Regions from separate parts of the Homo sapiens genome. Here region 2 is linked to region 1. A link is a contact called in ENCODE Hi-C or POLR2A ChIA-PET data. All regions are on one chromosome and are shown on one strand. Each heading gives the region's core, a stretch centred on a gene start or an enhancer-like site at or near the end of the contact. The rest is flanking DNA. Distances are from core to core; before and after follow the strand shown. Region 1 has its middle 20 kb from the start of ARL4D. Region 2 has its middle 16 kb from the start of DHX8.

Region 1 (3,464 bases), core at 489-2,988:
CACTGTGTCCAGTGCTTGTCTCTTCTTTAGTACTGATTACGCTGTATTACAGTTGCCTGTTTCCTTGTGTGTCTCTCCCACTCAAATGTGAGATATTCCAGGACAGGTGTGCTGTCTTTCACATCTGCATTCCTTGCGCTGCATGTTTTGCCTGGCATGTAGTGTGCCCAGTAAATGTTTGTTGAGTGAATGTATGGCTGGTAGTTCTCTATAATCTACGGGCCTTTGATCTCATTCTCTCTCATAGGACAGTCAATTCAGTACAGTTTAAGATAGGACTCAAGATGTGCTGTGGAAATCAGTACATTTTTCTCTCTCTCCTTCCCTCATCTCTCTCAGAATTCGCCGGTGGCCACACCCTTGGCACAGACACAGGCAGCTCAGTCTGCAGAACGTCAGCTGGCAGCGAGCAGCCCTTCCCTTCCTCCCTGGCTCTGTCTTCGCGCTCAGCACAAATCGTTTTTCCTTTTTGGGTGTTCAGAGCTCTGATAGCAGAGGGCTGGGTGGGAGTGTGGCAGAGCGGGCTGTCTGCAGGGAGGCAGAAAAGCGGGGTGTGGGAGAGCCAAGATGTGGGTGGAAGCATTGCTATGTAGGCCCTTTTAGAGGGAGAAAGAAAATTTAGCTCCTCTTTGGGGCTGCCTGGGGCACAGCAGCTGAGATGTGCTTGTCCCCTTTTGCTCTCCGGGGGTTGGGATAACCCTGTTGATATTTAGCCTCCTTCTGAGCATTGGCAAGCCTTCTGAGAGAGAGAGGCAATGAGAGAGGGAGAGATTATGGATTTTCAAAACTGGCCCAGTACATTCCCTTGATACCAAGCCACTGGGCAGAATCTTGGGGGTCAAGCTATTGCTGTTTCCTTGTTTTGGAGAACATAGGAAAAGATAATCTGCCACATACCTCATTCATTCATTCAGTACCTGGGTGATGCCAGACACTGGGGACACAGATGAATAAGGCCCAGTGCTCCTCCTGGGGCTCACAGTATACGGGGCATGGGCTTGTAAGGAGATGTGTTACAAGTGGGCTGGGATGGTTGTGAGAGGAAAGGCTTGGCAGGCTTGGAGGAGAACAGGTCACTCCGTCCATGGAAAGAAGGTGATGTTGGGGCTCTGGGAGTGATTTCTGTACGGTCTTGTACTTACAACTACCTCCAACATCAGTTCCTGAGAGGAGACTCTGTTTAACTCTTCATAAAGACAGCAGCAGCAGCCATGGTAGAGAATATGGAATTTGGAGAAGACAATGTGATTTCAGACCCTGGCTTACCACCTCATTCATTCATTCAGTAAATGCCTGGATCTGCTGTGAACAATTGACATCAGTTCTCTGAGCCTCAGTTTTGTCATCTATATAATTGGGATAGTGGTGACACTCACCTCACCATTCTGTTGGGAGGATTACATGAGCTCGTTTATGTGATAATGCTTTGTAAACTGGAAAGTGCTGTGCAAATATGAGCTGCTAATTACCCTTCCATCTATCCACTGATTCAGTCAACAAATAACTATCAAGTGCCCTCTTCTAAAGGCCTGACAAGGCCCTTTTTGAGGCAGGAGCCTGTTTCTTGCATGTGCGCGTGTGTGTGTGTGGGGAGGGGGTTGCTGTGTGTGACCATAGCGCGTCTTCATTAAGCGGCAACCATCTGCTCTGTCTGAAGGGAAGTCCTAGTTTCCCCAGCTCTCAGCCCTCGTCCCCACTGCAGGCGGGCAGGGACACGTTCTGCAGTCTCCCCGCTGAGGGTTGCTGCTGCACACAGGAGGCCGGCAGGGCGTGTGAATCACCAGCCTTAGTCACCACTCTGCCTACAGGGCTTGTCTTCCCTACCAGATGATGAGCCCAAAATAAAAATACGGCTGAAGAGCGAGTTAGCATTCCAGGCTGTCTCTGAGAGGCATCTGAGCCACCAGGAAAGGAGCTGAATGCATTATTTTGCACTTCTCCCAGCCCCCAAAACTCACATCAGGAGCATCCTGGGTAACCTCAGAGCTGAGGGGCAGCAGAGAGAGGGACGCCGGGCTTGGTGGTGAGGGTAGGAGACTGAGGGTGGCTTTCCGCACAGTCACCGTCTCAGCAGGTCCTGTCCAGCCACATTATCAGCTCTAACTTGTGCACAGTGCTTTGTGGCTTACAAAGTGCTTTGATACACTTTCTCTCATTTGATGCTCATGAGAACTTTGTGAGGGAGTTACTGGAAGGCAGAACAGCCTGGAGGTCCAGTGTGTGGCTTCTGGAGCCGAACCTGCCTGACTTTGAATCTGTTTTTGTTGCCTACTGGCTGTGGGACTTTGAGCAAAATCCCTTAGCCTGTTTTTTTGTTTTGTTTTGTTTTGTTTTTTTGAGACAGAGTCTCGCTGTCTCCCAGGCTGGAGTGCAGTGGCGCGATCTTGGCTTACTGCAAGCTCCGCCCCCTGGGTTCACGCCATTCTCCCGCCTCAGCCTCCTGAGTAGCTGGGACTACAGGCGCCCACCACCACCGGCCGGCTAATTTTTTGTATTTTCGGTACAGATGGGGTTTCACTGTGTTAGCCAGGATAGTCTCGACCTCCTGACCTCGTGATCCGCCCGCCTCAGCCTCACAGTGCTGGGATTACAGGCGTGAGCCACTGCGCTGGCCTAATAATAGTGGTGGTGTTTTTTTTTGTTTGTTTGTTTGTTTGTTTGTTTGTTTGTTTGTTTGAGACAGAAAATCTTGCTCTTTCACCAGGCTGGAGTGCAGTGAGGCGATCTCGGCTCACTGAAAACTTCTGCCTCTTGGGTTCAAGCGATTCTCCTGCCTCAGCCTTCCAAGTAGATAGGACTACAGGCACACACCACCACACCCAGCTAATTTTTTTTGTATTTTTAGTAGAGACAGGGGTTTCACCGTATTGGACAGGATGGTCTTGATCTCTTGACCTCGTGATCCACCCGCCTCAGCCTCCCAAAGTGTTGGGATTACAGGCGTGAGCCACCCGCCTGGCCAGTAATTATTTTTGTAGAGATGGAGTCTCACTACATTGTCCAGACTGGTCTTGAACTTTTGGCCTCAAGCCATCCTGCTGCCTCAGCCTCCCAAGTAGCTGGGATTACAGGCGCCCGTCACTGCGCCTGCCTAGTTTTTGTATTTTTGATAGAGACGGAGTTTCACCATCTTCGCCAGGCTGGTCTCAAACTCCTGACCTCGTGATCTACCTGCCTCAGCCTCCCAACGTCCTGGGATTACAGGCATGAGCTACTGTGCCTGGCCCAGTTTTCTCATTTTCAAAATGGAGGTACTGGCTGGGCACGGTGGCCCATGTCTGTAATCCCAACAATTTGGGAGGCCAAGGCAGGCAGATCAGCTGAAGTCAGGGGTTCAAGACCAGCCTGGTTAACATGGTGAAACCTCGTCTCTAATGCAAAAAATTAGCTTGGCATGGTGGTGTGCACCTGTAATCCCAGCTACCTGGGAGGCTGAGGCAAGAGAATCGCCTGAACCCAGAGGG
Region 2 (3,464 bases), core at 523-3,022, 49 kb after region 1:
CACAGACACGTGGTCCTAGAGCTTGTGTAATTTTTTTTTTTTTTTTTTAGACGGAGTCTCGCTCTGTGCAGTGGCCAGATCTCGGCTCACTGCAAGCTCCGCCTCCCGGGTTCATGCCATTCTCCTGCCTCAGCCTCCCCAGTAACTGGGACTACAGGTGCCTGCCACCATACCTGGCTAATTTTTTGTATTTTTAGTAGAGATGGGGTTTCACCGTGTTAGCCAGGATGGTCTTGATCTCCTGACCTCGTGATCCGCCCGCCTCAGCCTCCCAAAGTGCTGGGATTACAGGTGTGAGCCACCGCGCCCGGCCGAGCCTGTGTAATTTTAGGCTGGAGTCCTGCTAGCACTGGAAAGCTTTGCCCTCATTATAAATGGTCAACTTGGCCTTCTGATTTCTAAGTTCATCTCCTGATGATTTTGGCAAGTATCAATAAATTATCTGGAGACTGCTTACCAACGTAGGGGGACTGACATGATTTAAAATCCAGTGTCTTCACTTGAGGTTTGAGTGATCAACCAAAGTTTAGCTGTCCTAAGAAGCCCTGCTTCAAAATCCTTTCCTGGCCGGGCGTGGTGGCTCAAGCCTGTAATGCCAGCACTTGAGGGGACCAAGGCTGGAGGATTGCTTAAGCTCGGAAGTTTGAGACTGGCCTGGGCAACATAGTGAGGCTCTGTCTCTACAAAAGATACAAAAAATCCTTTCCAGCATGTTCTCATCTTTCCTGGTACTTGTTCTTGGTGGATGTTCTAAGAATGTCTATTAAATGAATTAATTGCCATTATGTGATTTACCTCCTCTCTAGATTATAAAAAGAAGGCTTTTCCCAGACAGGCACAGTGGTGCACACCTGTAATCCCAGCACTTTGGGAGGCCAAGGCGGGCGGATCACTTGAGCCCAGGAGTTCGAGACCAGCCTGGGCAAAATAGTGAGACCTTACAAAAAAAAAAAAAAAATTAGTCAGGTGTGGTGGTGCACACCTGTAGTCTGTAGTCTCAGGTACTCCAGAGGCTGAAGTGGGAGGATTGCTTGAGCCCAGGAGGCAAGGGTTGCAGTGCACTCCAACCACCACTGCACTCCAACTTGGGTGGCAGCGTAAGACTCTGTCTCAAAAAAAAAAGAAGACTTTTCTGGGAGGTTGCACTTAGCCATGATTGTGCCACTGCACTCCAGCCTAGGCAACAGAGCAAGACCCTTGTCTCAAAAAAAAAAAAAAAAAAAAAAAAGAAGAAGGCTTTTCGCCACTGTTGAATCTTCCACAGCACCTCGCACATACTGGGTGCTCAGTTGCTTTTCTCATTTGCTTGCTTGCTTGTATGACCAAATGCCTCCAGCCACCCTGTGACCTGGGATACACTTGAGTTCTCATTTTTCCCAAAGCTGACAGGGATCCCAGGCTGGTCTTGGTTGACCTGGAAGAGTCTGTCCAAAGGAGGAAATTATCTCCCCATGAGGATTATTCTATTTATTTCCTCAGGATTGGGTCTGGTTGGAATCCAGCCAGGAACTCAGATGGTCCAAGACAGATTTGAGTTAGATATTCACACCCAGCTGATTCTGCCTGCCCAGGGAACAGGAGCATCTGTCAGGTGCCAGGAAAGTCAATGACAGATGTCTCCCCGTGGGTGCAGCGAGAGCTTCTGCAACTTCAGCCGAGGGAGATTCCCCAAGTGACAGCACTGCCTCCGCCCCCACTTACATTTTGATCTAATTTCTGCATGTGATATCGGAACTGATATTCTTTTGGTGGGAAGGGAATAAAGCAAGGACAGGCCTGAATCATCTTCATGTGCTCATCAGGAGAAATCATGTTTTTCTACTGCTGGGATTGCCTACTAATAGAAGGGCAGGGTTTTCCCCTCCATGGGTTTCAGGCAATGGAATGTCCTGCTGCCTCCTCAAATTAGCTTCAAATACCACTGGGAGCAGCAAAGGGAGACTGGGCCACGTGTCTGGTTCATAAATTACTTGCTAGCTCCTGTGGTATTCATTTTTTTTTTTTTCTTGAGCGTTTTTGTGCTCGAGCCATCGGTTTCTGATACAGCTTGCTTGAGAATCAAGATATTTCAATGCTGGAAGATCTAATAATTTCAAGGGCCAGCAAGCATTTATTTGAAGAATTTTCTGCAGGGCTGGCAGGCATGAGAAAGCCTCTTTCATGCAGTGGGGAATTAAGGTCTCTGAACTTGCAGTCCACGAATTCAAGAAGCGGATAGAAATGCTCACAGTTTGGGATGTAGCTTTGTGTAGTGTGGCCCAGGGCGAGATAATCCAAGTTTAAGTGCCTCCTCTGCCCCCTTATTAGCTGTGTCACACTGGATGAGTCACTTCATGCCACTGAGCCACATTTGTTCATGCATCATATGGTCACTGAGCATCCAAACCGCATGGAATGGAGGAAGGAGTTTACTGAGCATCTGCTCTGCCCTGGCACTGTGGCAACTGTTTTTTCATAGTTTTCTTTTCTGTAAAATGTAGTTGATACTATACCTGCTCTTTGTCCCTCCAGGATTGCCATAAGACTCAAAACAAGACAACATGGGAAAGTATATTGGGAGCAGCAAAGAATATAACCATGTAGAGGCCTGTTACCTTTGCCTTAATTCAGATTTTCCACATTCTCTTACTCTTTCAAGTATGTACAAGCTTGCCTGGGTGTGGCTTTGTGCGGCTGATTATTCACCATACCCCATCTAAGTTCGGTGTAGACACACAGCTGGGAGTGTAGTATTTCCTTCTGAACCCATGCCCCTAGATGCATGTGTCATCTTGAAATGTACAACACCAGTGAGGACACCAGCTTCCCACATTCTGTAGAAGATTGAGGCTAAAGTGGGTATGAGTCACGTGAAGTTGAAGGGCTGGGTTTGGTACCTTTGTGCTGTTGATTCCCATGTTGTCAGGGATAAGATCTGAGTGATTAGATGAAACTTGGTCTCCTGCAGCGAAAACAGCATGGGCTCAGGAGTCAGACTTACCCATCCAGGCCTCTTTGCTCTGCCAGTTACTAGTTATATAAAGATGGCTTGACTCAGCTTGGGCAAAAAGGAGAATGTAGTGGTAGGATCGTAGGGCATCTAGAATAAGGGATAACTGGAATGAGGACTAAAATGTCTCCAGGATACTTTCTCCTGGTTTTGTTTGTTCCCCTCCCCACATGTTGGCTTTATTCTTTCAGTCCAGCTTTTTCCCCAGAGAGGGGATCATGGCTTTTGGTATCTCTCGTATCTCATGGATCTAGCTTCACTATCAAAGAAGGCCTGGTTTCTTCCCTCAATTCCAGTTTCAAAAATCCTGGGACTGAGTGTGGTGGTTTTTCCTTGTGATTCCAGTGCTTTGGGAGACCGAGGTGGGAGGGTTGCTTGAGCCCAGGAGTCCAAGGCTGCAGTGAGCTGTGATCATGCCGCTGCACTCCAGCCTGGGTGACACAGTGAGTCCCTGTCTCAAAAACAAAACAAAACA

The links. Hi-C counts contacts between places; a loop is a spot of excess contacts on that map. ChIA-PET counts read pairs that join two places held with the same protein, here RNA polymerase II (POLR2A). Pooled maps may share reads with other maps.
Region 2: a loop to region 1 is called in a map of left ventricle myocardium inferior, with 2.8 times the contacts of the local background. The contact joins two enhancer-like sites. A Hi-C loop is called at or near these places in 35 of 168 maps with a recorded cell type or tissue (Calu3, GM12878, GM13977 and 22 more), 3 of 37 single-sample maps with no recorded cell type and 12 of 50 pooled maps. POLR2A ChIA-PET finds 5 or more read pairs at or near these places in 17 of 52 experiments (A549, A673, AG04449 and 14 more).

The regions. Positions count from the first base shown.
Region 1 is chr17:43,417,258-43,420,721 of GRCh38, forward strand. No RefSeq gene overlaps it. Among named protein-coding and RNA genes, the nearest start is that of ARL4D, 20 kb to the left of the region's middle. RefSeq lists an enhancer at 1,328-2,139. Within about 2 kb of position 1,739, at least 22 of the 41 ENCODE cell types and tissues checked have a DNase peak (open chromatin) inside an H3K27ac peak, as active enhancers do; they include PC-3, PC-9, left ventricle myocardium inferior and 1 more, where a contact is called at or near this core.
Region 2 is chr17:43,466,544-43,470,007 of GRCh38, forward strand. No RefSeq gene overlaps it. Among named protein-coding and RNA genes, the nearest start is that of DHX8, 16 kb to the right of the region's middle. Within about 2 kb of position 1,773, at least 5 of the 41 ENCODE cell types and tissues checked have a DNase peak (open chromatin) inside an H3K27ac peak, as active enhancers do; they include PC-3, PC-9, left ventricle myocardium inferior and 1 more, where a contact is called at or near this core.